Linked DNA regions of Homo sapiens: region 1 is linked to region 2. Evidence: chromatin loops called from intact Hi-C (ENCODE). Cell type or tissue: ovary. All regions are shown on one strand. Each heading gives the region's core, and the rest is flanking DNA. Links, peaks and the distances in the headings are about the cores only.

Evidence for each region. A loop is a pair of places that touch in the nucleus more often than their neighbours do. Peaks named below come from ENCODE experiments on the same cell type or tissue, not always from the same donor. Only the 100,000 strongest peaks of a DNase experiment are listed, where the experiment ranks them.
Region 1: it touches region 2 in a loop (17-fold over the local background); 5 of 110 quality-filtered maps call a loop at or near these places.

What each region holds. Positions count from the first base shown.
Region 1 is chr21:42,599,727-42,610,759 of GRCh38, reverse strand. LINC01671 (long intergenic non-protein coding RNA 1671) reads left to right here. Exons shown (of 2, transcript NR_131192.1): 2 at 9,912-11,033. Among named protein-coding and RNA genes, the nearest start is that of LINC01671, 9.9 kb to the left of the region's middle. RefSeq lists a silencer at 655-855. In ovary, for the core only: no CTCF peak of the experiment used is centred there; no DNase peak of the experiment used is centred there.
Region 2 is chr21:42,540,436-42,551,468 of GRCh38, reverse strand. It overlaps SLC37A1 (solute carrier family 37 member 1), which reads right to left. Exons shown (of 20, transcript NM_001320537.2): 7 at 8,989-9,065; 8 at 7,867-8,033; 9 at 4,329-4,366. Among named protein-coding and RNA genes, the nearest start is that of SLC37A1, 32 kb to the right of the region's middle. RefSeq lists enhancers at 5,139-5,674, 5,675-6,212, 8,416-9,346, 10,362-11,027 and a silencer at 5,965-6,188. In ovary, for the core only: no CTCF peak of the experiment used is centred there; DNase peaks (open chromatin) are centred at 2,248, 3,893, 6,808 and 7,918.

The sequences.
Region 1 (11,033 bases), core at 1,281-9,280, 60 kb before region 2:
GCTAATGTACATATGCTAATATCAGACAAAATTGACTTTAGGCATAAAATTATTGGAGACAAATATATTAGAGACAAAGAAGGATGCTTTATTCACCGGGAAGATATAACAATTCTAAATTCGTTATATTTTCATTCTATTATACATATACACACATATATAGGTATGTAGGAGGATTGCTTAAACCTGGGAGGTGGAGGCCACAGTGAGCCATGATTGTGACACTGCACTCCAGCCTGGGCAACAGAGCAAGACCTAGTTTCAAAAAAAGAAAGAAGTTAGAACAAAAACAAATACAAACAAAGTAGAAGGAAGGAAAAAAACAGAAATTATTGAAATAGAAAACAAATATACAACAGAAATATACTTACCAAAATTAATAATAAATGAAATGTGAATAGTTTTATAACTATTAAAGGCAGGATTAAACCATCTCAGATTAGGAAAAAGGCATGAAAAAAATCAATGTACACTTGTAATTTTAAAAAAGGACTCTTAGTGAACTAGACTATAATGGAAGTTCTTTAATCTGATTAAATATATGCCCCAAAACCTACAGAAACCATCATAATTAAAAGTGAAATGTTCCTTTGAGGCAATGATGGCTGCTCTTCCTGCTTCTGAGTAAGATTGTACTGGAAGTCCTAGCCAGTGTTGACAACCAACCCTGGGGAATTCCTTTCTAAGGAATCCCCTTTGAGTGACTGGCTTTGAAGAAGTTGGTCTTGCCCTCATACAAGTGCAGCTTTGTGGTTGGGTGTGGTCACATGGCTGCTGTGGCCAATGAGCTGTGCAGCTTTGTGGTTGGGTGCGGTCACATGGCTGCTGTGGCCAATGAGCTGTGAGCACAGGTAATGTGCATCAGAGGTCTCATTCCCTGAGGCGTGGTCTCTTTCAACCTTTAAGGTGGTGGCTGTTTCATTAGGGTGGATCCCAGAGTGAGAGAAAAGCCCCCAAAACTACCGCAGTGCACATGGAGTATGAATGAGAAATAACATAAATCTTTCTTATACACCAGAGATTATGGCACTGAGACAGAGGGTTGTGGAGGCCACAGCAGCTCCAGCCTGGATGCTAATCTGCCATGTTGGTTGATACGGTTTGGCTCTGTGTCTCACCCAAATCTGATCTCGAATTGCAATCCCCACGTGTTGAGGGAGGGACCTGGTGGGAGGTGATTGGATCATGGGGGCAATTTCCCCCATGCTGTTCTTATGATAGTGAGTGAGTTTTCATAAGATCTGATAGTTGATAAGTAGCAGTTCGCTCTTCATTCTCTCTCCTGCTGCCATGTAAGTTGTGCCTTGCTTCCCCTTCACCTTCCACTATGATTGTAAGTTTCCTGAGGCCTCCGCAGCCATGTGGAACTGTGAGTCAATGAAACCTCCTTTGTTTATAAATTACCCAGCATCAGGTAGTATCTTTATAGCAGTGTGAGAAAGGACTAATATATTGGTGTTGATGAAGAGTCAAACTCTAAAATGTTTGAAGAGATTTATTCTGAACCAAATATGAGTTACCATGGCCTGTGACACAGCCCTAGAAGGTTCTGAGAACATGCGTTCAAGGTGGTCTGGGTGCAAGGTGGTCATGGGAGACATGAAACATTATTCAAATAAATGGAAGATGTACATTGGTTTGGTGTGGAAAGGTGGAACAACTGGAAGGTGGGGGCTTCCAGGTCATAGGTAGATTCAAAGATTTTCTGATTGGCAGTCGGTTGAAAGAGTTAAGTTACTGTTGAAAGACTTAGGAATGTCTGGGTGAAGATAAGGGGTTGTGGAGACCATAGGTGAAGCCTCCAGGTAGCAGCCTTCAGAGACAATAGATTGTAAATGTTTCTTATTAGACTTAAAAATTCTGTTCTATAAACCAAAAATAAAATTTGAAGGCCACCCAACCATCTGAATGGACTTCCTTCTAGGCCATGGCATTCTAAATTTAACCTGAAAGACTGGTTTAGGCCATTACAGGAAGTGGGGGTCAGACGTGCCTCATTGTACCCGCCAGCATGGATATCAACACAGACCTTAAGTCTGATAAGAAACATTTAAGTCTATTCTCTCTGAAGCCTGCTACCTAGAGGCTTCATCTGCACGATAAAAAAACTTTGTTCTTCACAACCCCTTATCATAACCCAGACATTCCTTTCTATTGCTAACTCTTTCAACCAACTGCCAATCAGAAAATGTTTAATCTACCTATAACCACCCAACCCCTGAGCTTCAAGTTGTTCCACCTTTCTGGACTGAACCAATGTGTTTCTTTTATTTTTTTCTTTCTTTTTTTTTTTTTTTTGAGACGGAGTCTCACTCTGTCACCCAGGCTGGAGTACAATGGCGGAATCTCGGCTCACTGCAACCTCCGCCTCCTGGGTTCAAGTGATTCTCCTGCCTCAGCCTCCCGAGTAGCTGGGATTACAGGTGCCTGCCATTACGCCCGGCTAATTTTTTTTTTTCTTTGTATTTTTAGTAGAGATGGGGTTTCAGCATGTTAGTCAGGCTGGTTTCAAACTCCTGACCTCAGATGATCCCCCTACCTCGGCCTCCCAAAATGCTGGGATTACAGGTGTGAGCCACCACACCCAGCCCCAACATATTTCTTAAATATATTTGATTGATGTCTCATGTCTCCCTAAAATGTATAAAACCAAGCTGCACCCTGACTACCTTGGGCACGTGTTCTCAGGATTTCCCAAGGGCTGCGTCACGGACCACTGGTCACTCATATTTGGCTCAGAATAAATCTCTTCAAATATTTTACAGAGTTTGACTCCTTTTGTTCACCAGTTCTATTAGTAATGCCAAAAGGGAGGAGGGGATAATAAGGTATGTCTGGCTCCTGATTCCCATCACAGCCTGAACTAGCTTTTCAGGTTAACTTTGGAATGCCCTTGGCCAAGAGGAGGCATTCATTCAGATGGCTGGGGGACTTAGAATTTTATTTTTGGTTTACATTGGCTTATGATTAACATTCTGAGGAGGCCTCTAAGATTTCCAGTTTATCTACCACTCCCTGTGTAAGAGCAGCTACTTACTGTAGGTCCTGCCCTTAGGTCAAACAACCTTGACATTATCATCCTTCAATCATCCTGCACATTCCTTCTGAACCACTCCTCCCTGTGCTATATAAGCTCTGGGTCTGGGGCTGAGGGGTAGGGATCCACCATCTCATCTCGTTGCCACCTGAGACACAGCCATGGCTTCTCTTTGTAAGTCCGTATGAAACATTTCTAAGAAACTCAATGTGTCAGCTTCTCAGCTTCTTTGGACTTTGGGGCTGGTTTGCCTAGACCTGCCCACTGTAAAACGTGGACTGAGAGACCAAGAAATGTGCAAAGGGAATGAAGCATCTGTGGGAGAAATCCCAGGCAGCAGCCACTTCCACGTGGAGCAGCATGGTTCGCCTTTTAGGTGCATGTGTGTGAATGCAGTGATGTCCCTAAACTGCTGGCATGCTTAAAGCAATCATTAGCTGAGAGCCATCCATCACATAGCGGTAAGGAAGGGTGGTGAGCAGCTACTGCTGTGGATGGCTGCTTCTAGGGGCTGCCTGTTTGGTGATGGAGCCCAGCCAGCAGCAGAGGCAAAGTAAAATGGCTTTGGTAGGAATTACAACTGGGAAAAGGTTTTTAAAAGAGCTTGGCAGTCAAAAGGTAACTTGGTTCAATCTGCCATGTGGGTTGTATATGTGTTCACGCCTATTGCTTATTGCTATTTTTTTTTTTTTTTTAGACGGAGTCTTGCTCCATCACCCGGGCTAGAGGCTAGAGTACAGTGGTGAGATCTTGGCTCACTGCACCTCCGTCTCCCAAGTTCAAGCAATTCTCCTGCCTCAGCCTCCAGAGTAGCTGGGACTACAGGCGTCCGCCACCATGCCCGGCTAATTTTTGTATTTTTAGTAGAGTTGGGTTTCACCATGTTGGTCAGGCTGGTCTCGAACCCCTGACCTCAGGTGATTCACCCACTTCAGCCTCCCAAAGTGCTGGGATTACAGGCTTGCACCACTGCGCCCGGCTTGCTTATTGCTTTACGGCCTCTGCTCTCTGTAAAACTTCTCAGTCGAGAACCCTGTCTGTTTCTCTGTTTGCTTCTGTCTGTCCCTCTTTCCTCTTGCAACCTTCAATGACACATGAGGACCTAAACAAGGAAATTTCTGACAGCCTAGGATCCTTGGGGAACAGGGAAAAGGCACCAGTCTCCTCTCTTTGGGAGGAACCTGTTTTTCCTCGTGGCATCCTAGGTTGTAAGCAGACAGGTTCCCCTCAGGTCTAGGGCTCTGCTCTCTTGTACTGTGTTACTGGGCTCGCTGGCTGTTTGTAGGGCACTAGAGACTGCTTGGCACTGTGAGAGGACTTGACCTTGATGTGTGTGATGGCTGGTGGTTGATGGCGGGTGAAAGCCATAGTGTTGGAGGTGGCTCAGGACAGTCGTGCAATGGAAACGATCATTGATACGGGGGTACTTGGGTGTTTGCACGTTTGAATAAGAAAGTCGTGGTTTAGGTCCTAAAACCTGCATGCTTTCTTGGTCCTGGTCCTTAAAGGGCTCTACCTTAAAGCCAGTAATCTAATTAAGAAACAAGCTAAATTGAAAAGACCGCCTATCCAACGAATCAGCCTTCAACACGCTTTGTAAAGGAAATGTACATCTTTAGAGGGAATCTCCATTTGTAAGGGCGTGTCTGTCTCCGTACTGAAACCACTAGAAACTTTCTCTATGGAGAAGACAATGGCTTAAAGTCTACATAACAGACCTTGCTTTTGCTTAGATTGAAGTTCTGTTCCTTTCTACCTGTTTCCCCAGAGTCCTGTCTTGGGAGATGCAGATTTAGAATTTTCTCCCTAACATTTGTTTAGGGCATGAAACAGGAAATCAAGAGATTAATAGTCTAAAGTGAGGGAGAATCTTTAAAAAATGGCAAAAGAAAAATCTTATTAAATGTATAAGATCTGCTGCTGTGTCTGCTACGTCTACATATGTGTCATGCGTATGTGACACTTCGCTACTGTAGAAAGTAAAAAGTTTCCTCTTCAAAGTTTCCCTTCCTGTTAAAGAATAAATCATAAGTGTTAGAAATAATAGTTTCTTTTAAAGACTGACTTTCTTCAAGCCTCCTTGCTTTGTGCTAATAACTCTTTGTTAAGCCCTATCCTATGTAGCTGTTGGACATGCTCACAGGCACGTTCCAGCTCACAGCCTATGCCCCTTCCTTATTTGGAAATGTTATTGCTTCTTTAAATCTTTCATAAGCAACTTCCTCCTTTCCTTTGTTCTCCCTTTGCCTTTACCTATTTAAGAAAGTTTTAGGTTGTTAGCAAGTCGAGTGTCAGTTTAGACTGTGAGGTTCGGCTCCAGCCAATGGATGCAGGACACAGCAGTAAGGATGACCCAAATACGTAAGGGATAAATACATCTGCTTTTCCTTTGTTTGGTGTACTCTTGTGGCAAGACTGCTGGTGAGTGTACCCTTTCTGCAGAAAGTGAAAATTGCCTTGCTGAGAGAATTAAATTTATGTTCAAGTGATATTTCTTTTTTTTTTTTTTTTTTGAGATGGAGTCTCGCTGTGTCGCCCAGGCTGGAGTGCAGTGGCGCGATCTTGGCTGACTGCAAACTCCGCTTCCCGGGTTCACACCATTCTCCTGCCTCAGCCTCCTGAGTAGCTGGGACTACAGGCGCCCACCACCATGCCCAGCTAATTTTGTATATTTTTAGTAGAGATGGGGTTTCACCGTGTTAGCCAGGATGGTCTCAATCTCCTGACCTCATGATCCGCCCCCCTCGGCCTCCCAAAGTGCTGGGATTATAGGCATGAGCCACCACGCCCAGCCCTCAAGTGCTATTTCTTTATGGCACCAGGGAACAAGCATTTTGCATTCCCAGCACTACCAAAATATATGAAGGAGAACATTTACATGCTTAAATCAAATATTTTATCAGAAAAATAGATGGTAGCTCGAATGCCTTTTAGCACATGTGATTTTGGTAATCTATGGTAAATAAAACCAGTTTCAAAATTCTCTTCAGGAATTTAAGATCTTAAAGTCATGTTATGTTAAATTAATCCTAGGGTTTTCAGCAGAAATTGGGATTACTCAGAGTGTGTTTGGTAAAGGTTATAAAAACGTGGTTTTTGCTGAAAGGAAAAGCAATTTTATGTAGAATAGAGGATATTTAAAGATTGTTTCAAAATGAAAGGAAGAGAATGCTGGGTTGGGCCTTGGGGCTGGACCAAGCTCAGATCTGGGTCTGTCTGAGCTCAGATGTGAGTCTGTCTGAGCTCAGATCACCAGCCTCAAAGCTACCCACAAACGGGAAAATTATGCCAGGAACAAAAGAAATTACCTTTGAGACCTGTAGTTACCAAGAAGATAGTCAATGTTCGGGAAGGGAAAAAGCAAGCGACTATTGAAACTAGAGGGGCGTGTGAAGGAATTGTTCCATTTTGTAGATCTGGATCATCAGCTCCCTGAAGAACCTTTATGAAAATGGATTGTGAGAGTGACTAATTTGGGAGCAGTGTCTCTGGTTTAAAATGCTGCAGAGGGAAAGAGCATGTTTGGGTTGATGCAGGACCCACACTCACCACTGAACAATGCAGCTGGGTATACACAATCCAGACACACAGGAGAGTATTCCTGAGGGAGCAGCCAGCCTGGGGAACCGGATAAAAGGCACTGGAAGGTCTGTTTACCCTGAGAAGGGACGGTCTGACTCCAATATAAATGCCAAGTGCAGCACCTCAGATGAAGCAGCTGGTTTCTTCTCATGGGTCTTACAGATGCTGATAAAAACATGAGGTTAGTTAAGAGCAGGGGAAAGGCAAAAGGAAGAGTCAGAATCCATCAAAGGGAAGTGGACATTTTTAAATGGTTATTTAAAAATAAGGTAAATAGGCCAGGTACCGTGGTGGCTCACGCCTGTAATCCTAGCACTTTGGGAGGCCGAGGCAGGTGGATCACCTGAGGTCAGGAATTCAAGACCAGCCTGGCCAACATGGAGAAACCCCATCTCTACTAAAAATAAACACACACACAAAAATTAGCCGGGCGTGGTGGCAGGTGCCTATAATCCCAGCTACTCAGGAGGCTGAGGAAGGAGAATCACTTGAACCCGGGGGGACGGAGGTTGTAGTGAGCTGAGATCACGCCACTTCACTCCAGCCTGGGTGAAAGAGCGAAACTCCGTCTCAAAAAAATAAAAAATAAAAAATAAAATAAAAATAAGGTAAATAAATTTTTAAAAATTGATAGATGAGGCTAAGAGGAAAGACGAGAGAGTCTTGGGGCTTATCCCAGGGTGGCAATCTTTAGATAATTACTAAGAAATGGAATGAATGGAGGACTTATTTTTTCTTATTTTTTATCTTGCCCAAATTCCTACTTAAGGGGTCTGGGGAATCATGCCCTACAAACCATAAATTCTTATCAGGTGGGTTTTATTTAACCCTATATATTGTGACTTACTTTCAATCTGACTCTGGCATAACATTATGAGACAAGGAAAAAAATATTTAACCCCAAAATATATTTCCTTGCCATACCTTGAAATTGCCCTGCAAAGTCTCTTGTGGGAAAAATCCGCATTCTATAGAGAATGCCCTTCCCACTTTGTTTTCCTTCCCTTTTTTTCCAGATCCCGGAGATAATCAACTAAGAGCCAGGCACCCTTTTAGGTCTGAAAAGAAACATTTTACAACCTGCTCTCTCTCTCTCTGAAGTCTGCTATCTGAGCGATTCCTCTGCACAATAAAACTTGGTCTCCACAATCCTTTACCTTAACCTAAACATTCCTTTCCATTGATCCCAGGTCTTCAGATAAACTCAACCAATTGTCAACCAGAAAATGTTTAAATTTACCTATAGCCTGGAAGGCCCCGCTTTGAGTTGTCCCGCCTCTCTGAACCAAACCAATGTATTTCTTAAATGTATTTGATTGATGTCTCATGCCTCCCTAAAATATATAAAAACAAGCTGTGCCCCGACCACCTTGGGCACATGTTCTCAGGAACTCCTGAGGGCTGTGTCACAGGCCATGGTCACTCAGATTTGGCACAGAATAAATCTCTTCAAATATCTTATAGCGGCAAAAGAATAAAATGGAAATTGATGGAGTTAAAATAAAAGTTTTTCTTTTTTTTTTTGAGATTTAGTCTTGCTCTGTTGCCCAGGCTGGCACTGCACAATCTCAGCTGCTCACTGCAACCTCAGCCTCCCAGGTTCAAGCAAGTCGTTTGCCTCAGCTTCCCGAGTAGCTGGGACTATAGGCGTGCACCAACATGCCCTGCTAATTTTTTTGTATTTTTTAGTAGAGACAGGGTTTTGCCATGTTGGCCAGGATGGTCTCAAACTCCTGACCTTAAATGATTCACCCACCTCAGCCTTCCAAAGTGCTGGGATTACAGGTGTGAGCCACCACGCCCAGCAGAAACAAAGGTCTTAATCAATGCTGTCAAAAGTTGGGTGAACCAAAGGAAGCCTCCACTGGCCCCCACAATGTTAAAGGGCCCCAAACCAGTTTTCTGTATTTATCCCAGATTGGATAAATTAAAAAAAAAAATCAGAGGGCAAAGATTGCAATGAGAAAGCTGAGCAATAGTTACCTAGGGCAACGCTGATGCAGATAAGTCCAGATTAAAGTTTGGCAAGAGAGACCCTTGGCTCAGCCCCTGCTGGGAACCTAAATCTTTTTTACAAGAGAGGGAAGAATGGTCTGGGGGTTGAAAAAAGAAGTTCCTGGTGCTGTTACAGGTATAGTTAGACACTCATGAGCAGAGGGAGGAGAGAGCTCTTCTCCCACCCACTAGGAACGTCAGGTGATGCTTTGGCAATGATCACATTGTCTCTCTAAAAGGGATAAATTGGCAGCCGGCACCAGTGAGAGGCCATTTCCTGATGGTCTACACCTGTTGCACTAAAGTGTTCACTGAATGCAGGCGCCAGGGAGAAGCACCTTCCCAGCCATGTGCATTAAGAAACAAAATGGCAGAATGTGACCTTCCAGGGGCACACCACAGGAAAAGGGAAGAAAGCCTCAGAGGGGCATGCGTACCACTTCCTAAACACACTGTGTGTGCTCACCTCCCAAGGGTAAGGGGGGCATGTGCATGCGGGCAGCCCATCCTAAGGGAAGAACCATGGGAAAGGGGCCAGCCTGGAAAGTCCTAGGATCATGGTTAACCTAGGTCGACCACTGCACTCGACCTTCCACTTGGGTCTCTCCCAAGTGTGTTTTCTTTCTTTCCTGTTCTTTTTTTTTTGAGACGGAGTCCCACTCTGTCGCCCAGGCTGGAGTGCAGTGGTGCGATCTCGGCTCACTGCAAGCTCCGCCTCCCGGGTTCACGCCATTCTCCTGCCTCAGCCTCCCGAGTAGCTGGGACTACAGGCGCCCACCACCACGCCCGGCTAATTTTTGTATTTTTAGTAGAGACGGGGTTTCACTGTGTTAGCCAGGAAGGTCTCGATCTCCTGACCTCGTGATCCACCCGCCTCGGCCTCCCAAAGTGCTGGGATTACAGGCGTGAGCCACAACACCCGGCCTCTTTCCTGTTCTAAAGCCTTTTGAAAGAAACTTCCATTCCTCTTCTGAAAGTTGCCTTGGTGTCTTTTTTTGCCTTATGCCCCTCAGTCTAATTCTTTCTTCTGAGGAGGCAAGAATTGAGGTTGCTGCAGACCCATAAGGATTCACTGCCAATAACTCGGATACCTCCACTGGTAACATATGTGGTACCATGAGACTCAGATATTTTCCACCCCTAATAGGACCACAGCATACAAATGAAAAGTTGATAGGATTATGTAAGTTGAAATGTTTAAACAGGATTTATGCAAGCTGTTGTGACTCAGTTTTACTCTTAAGGAGCTGAAGGATAGGGGTGGTGGTCTTCAATGTATCTCTATTTAATTTACCAGGCTGGCCTCTGCAGAAATAGGAGACTCCTGGAGGAAGACAGTGGACTTCAGCAAGCTGCACCAAGGAGAATCCACAGCGGCAGCTGCCCTGCCAGGCGCGGGATCTCGGTCAAGGTGGATCAACACAGCCTCAGGTGTGTGCTCTGCCCCACTGAGATGGCAAGTGCATTCTTTTCTATTCCTACGAGGAAAGAGCATCCGAAAGAGCCTGCCTTCACATAGGATGAATAACAGTGGACCTTGGCTTTGCCTCAGTGTTATGTGCTAATAAACCATGTATTCTATGCCCTAAGGAAGCCCAGAGAGAACTGGACAAGCTGGATATCCCAAAGAGCATGGCACTGGCCCACCACATTGATTACATTGCGCTGGCCGGGTGCTAACCAAGAAGCAGCTAACACACTGGGAGTCTTGGTAAGATGCCTGAGTGCCTGCAGCTGGCAGACAAATCCTACAAAGATTCTGGGAACTGCCACTAATAACACTCTTGGTGGGGAGGTCCCATATCCCATAACCAGGAGCATACTGGGCCTCCTGTCCACAGCAAAGAGCCAATTACTGCATCTTGCATCTCCCATGACCAAGAGAGACAGACAATGCCAGTACGCCTTCTGGAGGCAGCACGTTCCACACACATGAAGACTACTCCAGCCTATGTACCATTGATAGGAGAAGCTGTCGGCCTTCCCTGAGCCTGCAGCAGGTCGAGGCTGCAGTGCTGGCAGCCCTGTGACTCAGGCCCTGCAGCTGGTCGGACCCTGTGTTATGAGAGGTATCAGACGTGGGAAAGCAATGCTGTGTGTTTATGGCAAACCACTATGCCAGAATCACAGTGCAGGCCCCTGGGATTCAGAAACAAAGCCGTGCCATCTGCGGCAGAGGATTCTGCGAAAAATTCTGAAAAGTCCCTGTTGATGTGCTCCTGGGGCCTGGGGTGATGGAATACCTGATTGTGCATGTGGAACTGCTCAGATGAGCTGGATTCTGTCTCACCCCTGGGTCATGAGGTTGGGGACTCAGAAATAACCCATCACAGGTGGGAGTGTGCGTGTGGCAGCAGCAGAAGCAGGAGCAGGAGGCCAAGCAGCGGCAGCTGCCCAGTACCCCCCCCCACCCTCCACA
Region 2 (11,033 bases), core at 1,966-9,965:
AGTCATCCCCCCTTTCTTCCCACCCTAGTCCCTGACAACCACTCATCTTCTTTCTATCTCTAGGTTTGCCTATTCTGGACATTTCATATGAATGAAATCATACAATATGTGACCTTTTGTGACTGGTTTCTTCTGCTTCGCGTAATGTTTTTTGATGCTATTGTAAATGAAACGGCCTTAATTTCATCTTTGGATTGTTGACTGCTAGTGTATAGAAATACAATTGATTTTTGTATACTGGTCTTGTTTTCTGCAACCTTGCTAACTTATTAATTCACTCTAACCATTTTTTTGAGGACTCCTTATGATTTTCTGTATAAAAGATCATGTCATCTGCAAAGAGAAGTAGTCTTACTTCTTGTCTAATCTGCATGCCGTTTATATCCTTTTCTTGCCTAACTGGCCTGCCTGCATTACAATGGTAAATAGAAACGGCAAGAGCAGGCCTCCTAGTCTTGTTCCTGATCTCAGGCGGAAAGCACCTGGTCTTTCACCATTAAGCACACTGTGAGGTGTGGGTTTTATTAGATGCCCTTTGTCAGGTCAAGGAAGTTGCTTTCTATTCCTAGTTTGTTGAGTGTTTTCACATGAAAGGGTGCTGGATTTTGTCCAGTGCTTTGCCTGCTTCTACTGAGATGATCATGCAGCTTTTGTCCTTTATCCATTCAAATGGTGTATTACATTAACATTACCTGTTAAGCCAGCTGTGTATTCCTGGGATAAATCCCACTTGATCATGGTAAATAATCCTTTTGTAGGTGGCTGAATTCTGGTTGCTGCTATTGAGTTTTGCATCTACACTCATAAAAGATACTGTTGTACAGTTTTCTTAAGAGGTTTTAGTCTTTTGTTATTACGATAACACCTCATAGAATGAATTAGGAAGTTTCCCCCCACTTTTATTTTTTGGAAGAGTTTGTGAGTAATTAGTATTAGCTCTTCTTTCCATGTTTGGCAGAATTTACCAGTAAAGCCATCTGGTCCTGGGATTTTCTTTGAGTGAAGTTTTTAAATTAACAATTTAATTTCTTTACTTGTTTTAGATCTATTCAGATTTCCTCCTCTCTTGAGTCAGTTTTGGTAGTTTCTGTCCTTCTATGAATTTTTCCATTTATTCAAAGTTTTCTAATTGGTTGGCATATAGTTCCCTCATAATCCATTTTATTTCAGTAAATGTGGCAGAAATGCCACCTTTCCTGGTCCTGATTTTGGTAATTTGAGTCCTCCTTTATTCTTGGTCAGTCTAGGTGCAGGATGATCAATTTTGTTGATCTTTCCAAAGAACCAACTTTTGGTTTCATTGATTTTCTCTACTGTTTTTCTATTCTTTGCCATTGGTTTTTAAGTGTGATAATGGTATAGTACATTTTGTTTCACATAAAAGAGTCCTTATATTTTGGAAACATACTGAAGTAGTCAGAGACAAAATATTAAGATGATTGCTATTTGCTTGCAAAATACATCAGCAGGAGGTGGGAAGGGATAGTATTAGAAGGGGCGTTGATAGAGTCAGATTGGCCAACTGTTGGAAACTTGGGTAATGGGTACACAGGGGTTCGTTATGCTGTTATTTTTACCTTTTTATATGTTTAAAGTCTCCATAACAAGAACTTTAAAATATTGGAAAAAATTAGAATTTTATCCTAAAAATAACACTTCCACATGGGAACTTCCCAGAACAAGTCAGCACATCTGAAATCTCTTACAAATGCATTTTGCTTTGCCCAAAAGCTCCCATTTGTGATAAAGGGAAGATACTACAGAAGGACAGCAGCTGATGGGACATTGGCCAAACTGCCCTCAGCTCCCTCAGGAAGGCCCGTGACAAGGGTCTCGTTGGTGTCCTGCACAGAGCAGGTAACATTCCTGCAGGAAAAAGAACTTTGGGGCTGTTTGCAGAAGCTGATAAAATATCCCCAGATATCAGCCATCTCTCCCTCTGCGACCAGCCAACATGGAGAGGAGAGAGGACGAGAAGCTGTTTCTCTGGACCACCTGCCTCAGGGCACGTCGGGGACACCTGGGCACCAGTAGATCTCAGTGAACTGCTCGGAGAGGATTTGAACGGGGAGAATGAAACACAGGCTTCAGCCCCAAACTCATACACACGAGGAGCAGAAGCAATGCCTCTCGCCTAGATGAGCTCTCATATTCCTAAAAGCTGTGTGTGAGGAAGAGCTGCTCCTCCCCAAAACCCCCTGCACGCCTGCTTCCTATCCTCAGGCCTGGCCGCCCCTGGGTGAGAAAAGCTCTTCTTAGAGGACAGAAGGTGTTCCAGGGCGGAAGGTGTGTGCGAAGTTCTCCCCAGTCTCAAGACGGCTGGTCCGGGCAGCTTTAAGCTACTTCACGGCACGACTGTACAAGCTTGGAAACTGAAATTCATGCTCAGGGCAGGAACACGGCTTTTTAAAACATTTTAAAATATCAACCATAGTTTTAAGAACATCATATGGTGTTTGACCTTCCTGAAGGCACTGGTTTTCAAACTTCATTTTGTTTCTTTGTTTTTGTCATCAAGTATCAGAACCCTTCTTTCCATATGAATCACACCCAGGAGCCCGAGGTATGAAAAGACAGAAAAAGGACTCTGGCCCCCCTCCCGCACGAGGCCAGGTGCTGCCCCAGGTGCCGGGACCCAGTGATGATCCAGGCCCGAGGGGCTCGCACCCTTCTGTGAGGGTGACAGAGACCAACCAGATGGACTGGTGAGGATTTCACACGGGGCGACATGGAGCCACTGGACTGTGTTGTGCAAGGGCTGATGTGCTCTGGCGTCTGTATCAATACAGTCTCTGCAAGTGCGGTGTGAAGAAGAGATTCTGGGGAGCAAGAGTGGATCGTTCTAGGAGGCTGATGAGCAGTGGCTCGGAGGAGAGCTGACGGTGGTGACGGGGACCAGGGTGGTAGAGGCGGAGGAGGTGAGAGGGTTTCCATTCCACATCCCCTCACAGAACAGAGCAGAACTGACAGAACATGGCCAAGGATGGGGTGCGGGGCTGAAGGGAGGGGGTGTTGGGCTGGCTCCTCGGGTCTGGCCTGTCCACAGGGTGGACAGCAGCTTCCTGACTGAGATGGGGGATGCTGGGGGATCGGCTTGTGCAGGGGTAAAATCAAGAGATCTCCTCCAGTCGTGTTAAGTCTGAAGGACACTCAGACATCTCCGTGGGAAGGTTGAGTGGTGGTGAGACCTCAGATTGCGGAGCTCAGGGGTGGGTCACTCTGGGGACAGCATGGTGACTCGACATCAACGCACCTGGAGCCGCTGAAAGGCCCGAGCGCGCTCTCCTGCAGTGAGCGGGCAGACAAGGAGAGAGGAGGCCGCAGGGCAGCCTGGGGGCACCCCCACATCTGGGGTCTGACACTCGGCACAGACGTGACTAACATGTTAGCCCGGGTAGGGGAGCCTTTCCCAGAGGGAGGGAAGAGAGCTGACCCCCAGAGGGAGGGAAGCATTGGGTCAGACGCGGGCGACGGGCCCAGCAGGGTGAGGCCAGAGAGCTGACCACCCTATGTGTCCGGGTGACGTTGCTGGGATCTGATGGGCTGTTCCCGTGAGGTGGCGGTGGCCTGCAGACAGGAGGGGTGTCATGCCAGTGGACATGGGGAGCGGGGCGGCTGGGAGCAGGCATGAGGGCCAGAGGGACTTTCTTCCAAGACAGCCACCAATACTACATGAGTGTGCCAGGAATGGTATTTGGGGCGGGGGGTGTGTCTGCGGGAGTCAAGCCCTGGGCCATGAGAGGGAGGGGACCGGTACCGCGGGAGGGCTGGCCTTAGCCAGGTGGGAAAGTGGCCAGTGGTGACTGGCTGCGGGTGGAGGCAGCTAGGGCAGGGCTCATTCATGGCAGCCAACGTGGTCAGCAATCCTGCCTGCAGGGCCTACGCTGGCTGAGCTGGGCAGGGGTACAGAAGAGAAGGAATGGCGTGCTGGGCAGACCTCTCGGCCACCTGAGACGTGCAGCCACCAACTTAAGTGATGGCAGGCAGCTGACACGTGCGTTTTTCCCCGTCACACTGAGGCCCCTGGGGAAACCAGGAGGTCTCCACTCCTGAGGAGGCCTGGCCAGGGCCCAGCCTTTGGTTCCCCTTAGCATGAAGTCCTTCATCTGGACAGCATTGAACCTCTTGTCTGGGTTTTGCTGATAAGGTTATTATCAGCGAAACCCAAAACAGAATATTCTCTATTCCTAGAACTGCCAATGTTTTGAGGGTGGGACTTCTGTCTACCCTGTGTGTTTCTGTCTGACACCGCACAGGCAGGAGCAGGCTGGGGAAGTGGTCAGAACCGCACACTGTTCTAGAAAAGGACAAGAAAACAGGGTCCTTACCGTCACCAGGGTGGAGGAGCACCTGACGTCGTTCGGATCTGAAAGAGCAAACATGAGTGAGGCTGAGCAGGTCCACCACCATGGCAATGCCAAGTAAGCTACGTAACCCGAGGACAGGGCAACACGGGAGCACCGGGTGTGAAACTGGACTGTATGCAGGATTCACATTAAATGAGTGGATTTGAGCTGCTCTTGCCACAAAAACAAAAGCGGGCAGCTGTGAGTTGCGATGGCTATGTTAACTTGCTTCGCTTTACTAGTAACCTTTTTACTATCTCTATGTATCTGTAACACCATGTTGCATACCTTAAATATACACAATAAAATTTAATAAAACACAAGATGCCATCTTATACCTTTACTAAATTGGCATTCGTTTCAGAAAAAAGCCATCGCCATAGCATGCCAGGTGAGGGCAAGGGCACAGCTTGGCTGTCCCACCAGTGACTCCCGCACACGCCCCGGCCTGTCCCCAGTCACTCGGCCTGGCAGCCCACTTGTGTGCAAGGGGGGTATGGCAGATCACCGCCAGCCAGTGCCAACACTGTGAACGTGAACGCTACTTTAAATATGGAAAATACTTCCCAGCGTGGCCAATAATCACAAGCAGAGCATGCGGACGCTGTGTGGACAAGCCCACGACTCTCATTCAGAGGACAAGCCCCAGAAGAAAAGCAAAACCAGGAAAAGCACATCAGGGGAGCGAGGCTGGAAGAATGTCTGTAATGAGGTATTTCATGTTATGAAATTCATTAGAAATAAAAATGAGTGGAGATAAAACATCTATCTTGATATGGAACAAACATCTTTGTGTAAATGCAAGGAAGGGAGGAAACTTGAAAAGGAACAGAACCAGAAGTGAGGCTTCAGCGTGTCCTTTACAGACACCAGCAACCTGCCCCGAGCAATGCGGGAACCCAGAGTCAGACCCCAGGCCTCTAGGTGCTGCGGGAAACCAGCCCTACTGCTTCTCGCTCCACCTCTGCAGCCCCCTCTGACTACCAAGCACCTTGGTCTCTTTATCACCTTGGATGAAACTGGTTACTGCCTTGCAACCCAAACTGAGCTACAGGGCTGCAGGCTCCCCACAGCCAAGTCCATTCCCATACAACACAGGGTGACATCATAGAGGGACATGCAGCTGCCGAGCACACTCCTGCTGGCCTCGAGGCCAGCATCAAACCTCTTGTCTGGGTTTTGTTGATAAGGTTATTATCAACATGCCGTAGGGCCAGGTGGGTCTGCACCCAGAGGTCCGTGGCTGGCTGTGGGGTGCGTCGCCCTCCTGTCCTGGGCACAGCCCATAGGGCGAGGCCACTGACCAAGGACACATGGTCGGCATGTTGGGCAGTCCCAATGGTCCACCTGTGATGTATGGTCACCAATTTAAAGGACATCAGCCAACTCACCCCATCGGTATCCACTCACAGTGTGATGCCCCCAGGGGTAAGCCAGGGGCTTCCCCTGATATGGCTCTTCCTGGACTTTCACCTTCAGGGACTTGGGCACACACGTCCCTTGGCTGGGACACATTTGAGAACAGCTTCAGAAAGGAGACTCAGAGAGGCCTGAGAAAGGAGCAGGGGACGCCCTGTCCTTTGGGGCTCACCCTGGGCAGGAGACAAGAGTGAAGGAGCAGCAGAGAAAGCCACATCCTCTGTTGACCGCAAGAATGGCACATCTGATGCCTTTAGTACCTGCCCAGGATCAGTGATTCGGGACAAGGAGGGGCAGAAACAAACCAAGGGGCACTTGATGTTTCCTCCCTATCTGCAAAGAGCTCCTGTTCTCAGACTCAGCATCCAGCCACTGTTGTCACAGCTGGGTCTCATCATTCAGACACAGTGCACCTCCCAGGCACAAGGGGAAAGAGTGTCAGAAAGATTCCCTGGGCAGGAGGTTCTGGTAGTTTGGTTTTGTTTGGCTAGAGATGAAGCATGCAGCCTTCCTGTAGGTGAGTGGGCCTGTGGCCAGAGGACCCAGGGACAGGGGGCATCTGGCTCATTGCTATCTGCCCAAATTGGATCAGGGAGGCTTATTCACAAGAGCTGAGCTCTCTCTGCTTACAGAGACAAACATCAACATAGGGCCGTGAATGCCTGGAGCGGGTGCTGAGGTCCCGGCCATTGAGCAAGCTCCTTTCCCTTCCACATGTCCTTTTCTCCCCAGAGCCAGCCCCTTTCCAGTTAAGGAAGAGAACAGAAGACCCCATGGACTCTACCCTCAGGCAGGAGACACCCAGGGGCCCCTGTGCGCTAACAAAGAGAGGCACATTGTTCTCCGGGTGGCTGGTGTCTCAAACACTTGGAGCGCAGGGGCACAGAACTCCAGGTTCTAGGAACCAGAGCGGAAGAAAACAGGTGGTGGAAATGGCCTTTCTCAGAACTGCAGTGACACACCAGCCAGAGCTGAAAGCCACATGCTGGCCCACTGGGAGGGATCCAGACCCCCACCCATCCCAGGAGGCCCCTGCTCAGGCTGTTTGGGGTGTGGCCGAAGGCTTACTCAGCCTCTGCAGAAGCGGGGAAAGGGGAGCGGAGTGCAGCCCGGGGCCCCCACTTTTTGCTCACACCAATGGGTGTGTCTGGACATTCCTCATCTGAATGTTTATTTCCATTTTCACCAACACAGAAGCATGGGGTGAGAGTCTCCAAACTCACAGTGTGGCCAGATGATGGTTACCTTAAAAATTAAAAGGTTAGCTTTTGCAAGACAAAAAAAGTGAGCGACTAAATGGAATATGGATGAACTTTTGCATGCAGAGCTGAAGTGATCAGCAATGCCCAGTGTGGCTGGAGGGAGCTGGCTCTGAGTGTCCCTACCTGGCAGGCAGCATGAGGGAGCTGTCTCCTGCCATATGGTTTAAACTCAGTCAAAGAACTAAGAGTTGAGTACAGCTTATCAGAATGGCTTGCGGGATTCGAGCCCCTGTCGTGTGACCGCCAGGGCCACCCGGGCATCTCTATTCTTGCTGTAACTGTCCTGAATCTTCTCAGCACCAGAGCCTGCTGGATCTCTACTTCAGAAATGAATTTCAAATTCAATTAAATAAAGAGTTTGCTATTGAATCTGAAATGGAATAAGAGATTTGATTTTCCAAGAGATACTTTTTACCCAGTTAAGATATTAAGTCAGTCTTTTATAACACTGTCCAAGATATATCTTATCAGAAGGCAAAGAGCTGACTGGGTCCAATTCAGGCTGTGGTGGCAAGATGGGCATGAGAAGGAACAGCCTGTGGGAAGATGGAAGACTCCCATGCATGAACTCCTGATGCCGGGGCAAGGGAGGACAGGAGGACGGGAGGAAGGAATGGGGACATGGGTCACTCCAGAATCAGGGGAGAGTAGGAAATCCAGCAAAACCAGGAGAGAACCGGCTCCCCGGGGAAGTCTCCCTGGTAAGAAGAGCGCTGAGGCAGCCACGGGCAAACAGGGCGCTAGGCCACGCAGCTCTCACACTCGCCCCCAAGGCCCACCCAGGCAGGGAAATCCGAGGCCTCCCTTGGTGGGTGGTCTCCAAGGCCACGTGCACTTACGTTCAATGAGGAAGAGAAAGCACACTATCCCCATGGCTGCCACGATGGCTCCAGGCACGACGAAGGACAGGCCCCAGCATGTGGACACCCAGTAGCCAGCGATCAATGACCCCAAGATGTTGCCCACGGAGGTGTGGGAGTTCCAGACCCCCATAATCAAACCTCTCCTGCAGCACAACAAAACAGAAGACAGAAGATGGAGCTGAGAAGCTGAAACGAGTCCAGCAGTGCAGGGCGCAGCAGTGCCTGCAAAGTAGGGAGTCGGCGCAGAATCAACGGGGGGCCATGCAGACCCTGCTTCTGTGCCATGCAGGACTCGCGATGCTCACGAGAGCTGATGTGTTTATGTGGCCTCAGGCTGTGCCATCACCCATTCTACCTCTTGCTCTGAGCGCATTCTGTACTCAAGAAGAAGAAAGAGGCCTTTCCCTGAAAGTCTTGGAAGGCCTGAAATTAAAATTTGTGCCTCTACAATCAATTAATACATACAGTCACTTGATGAACTGTCATTTGAACAAAACTCATGGATGCACACACCAGGTGAATGAGGCACAGTATCTAAGACTTAAGACCTGATGACGCTGGTGTTCCCGTTTTAGCTTCCGCATCTTGTTTGCGATCGTCCACCATAAATAAGCCTTTGGCCTGGCTGAGCTGAATTTTACAAATAAATAAATTTTATCTGTATAAAATAAAAGCCATTTACAAATAAATCTGGACTCGCCAGGCTGGGTCCCAGCTCTGCTACTTTGGTGCTGTGCGCTGGGTGACCCAGGTCGGGACTTCCCAAACTCCCATGTTAACATGTAGCTTTGGCTTCAAAAGGCCTGGGGCAGGGTCCTGGACTCTGCATCTCCCACAACACCTGGGAGGCCAGATGCAGCTGTCAGAGGAGCCGCCGAGTGACACGGACTTCACCAGGCCCACAGTGGGAGGGCGGAGCTCCCCTGTCTCGTGGGACACAGGCCATCTGAATTTCAGCAATTCAAGCCCCAGAGGTTTCAGCCATCTTATTTTAAAGAGGATACTAAAGTGTTTTTGCTGTAATCAGTCTACAGAAAAACTAAAAGTAAAATGGTCTAGTTTTCATCTGCTATTGGAAACAGGGCTGCTTTTTCTCACCTTCCTTTTCCAAACCAGTTGCCGAGGCAGGTGACGACGCTGGGCCAGCCGGTGGTCTGCACCAGCCCGTTGATGACCTGCAGGAGAGGCCAAAGGAGAGACTGACCTGTGGGAAGCAGGCCCGGGACAGCGCTGCAGGGAGGTGCACAGAGCTTGCTCCACTTACACAAAGCAGGGGGCACGACAGCCAGAGATGGACTGTCAATTTTATATTTATATACAGTTTAAACTACATATATATTTTAAAACCATGTATACAGGTATCTATATATTTTTCAAAATAAAAGCAATGCATGCCTATTGTGGAAATTTTAGAATAAGCAGAGAAAAGCGAGGAAAAAAAACCCAGCCAGAACCCCACCACCAGCAGATCACACCTCATAACAGTGTGGGGCCAAGCTTCCCGGTCTCTTTTGAATCCAAAAACTTCATAGAAAGAGGCTAGGTGCAGCGGCTCATGCCTGTAATTCTAGCACTTTGGGAGACCAATGCAGGAGGGTCTCTTGAGTTCAGGAATTTGAGACCAGCCTGGGCAATATAGAGAGACCCCCTTGTCTACAAAAAATTAAAAATTAGCCAGGTGTGGTGGTGCACACCTGTGGTCCAAGCTACTCAAGAAGCTGAGATGGGAGGATTGCTTGAGCCTGGGAGGTCAAGGCTGTAGTGAGCTGTGATTGCATCACTGCACTCCAGCCTGGGCAACACAGTAAGACCCCATCTCAAAAAATAAACAAATACAAACTTTTTAAAGAGAGAAAACCTTTCTTCTCTTTATGAACTGTTTATAGAATTGTATGATAAACATGGCTTGTGAATTGCATGTTTCCCTTACCATGCCATGGAGAAGGTACTGTTGTTAATCATTCTCTGGAATGAACACGAACTTGACTTCGCGCCTGGACAAAGTATCTCTGCACTTTTGAAGAATCCCTGACTTGAGTTTCATGAAGGGACTTGGGGAATGTATTGCTGAGGACGCTCTAGCGTCTTGAGACTCGGGGGTGGCTCTACAAGACTGCACGAAACCAGGGCCAGCCTGGCAGCTCCGACTACCTCACTGCAGTAAGCCAGCTCTCTAGAGCAGGGTCCCCAACCCTGGGCCAGCCTGGCAGCTCTGACCACCTCACTGCAGTAAGCCAGCTCTCTAGAGCAGGGTCCCCAACCCCAGGCACAGACTAGTCCTGATCCGTGGCCTATTAGGAACCGGGCCACACAGCAGGAGGTGAGTAGTGGGAGAGCAAGCATTGCCGCCTGAGCTCCACCTCCTGTCAGATCAGCGGGGCGTTAGATTCTCATAGGAGCGCGAACCCTACTGTGAACTGCACATGTGAGGGATCCAGGTTGTGCGCTCCTTATGAGAATCGAATGCCTGATGACCTGAGGGGGAACAGTTTCATCCCCAAACCATCCTCCTCTCCCCAACCCTGGTCCCCAGTGGAAAGACTGTCTTCCACAAAACTGGTCCCTGGTGCCAAAAAGGTTGGAAACTGCTGCTCTAGAAGACGCCTGGGAGCCGCTGGTCTAACTGTTGCTGCCTCTGGGCTGACCGGGCTGGGCCTTCACTCCAGAAACATGCTGGGACTCTGGAAAATTGTTTTCTCCTCCCTTCTAATTTTCTATATTACTACACAAGTGTGAATTGCTTTTGTAATTAAAATAGCCAAACTTTTTCAAGTGTTATGGCAAAATCTTGAAAAGCAAAATTAAATACAATCTGCTTGATGGTTTTATAGCATTCCCCTGACCTATCTGGGGAGCCCCAGAAGCATCACAAAGCCCGAGATGAGCATCATTATTTCAGCAGCTTCCCTCGGCTGCTGAATATTGATCCACAGGACTGCTGGGAAGGGCAGAAGCCAGGAGATTCCGGAAGGGCTCCAGCTCCAAGGGCAAAGCCAGCGCGCGCTGTCCTCAGGCCTTCTCCCCTTCTAGCACCTTCATGATCTCTCCTGTTCTCTCCACTGACTGCCTCACACCCCCTCCTGCTGCCCAACTCCAAAGTCGGCCCTTCCTTCCGCCCTTGCATCCCTCTGTAGACTCCTCAG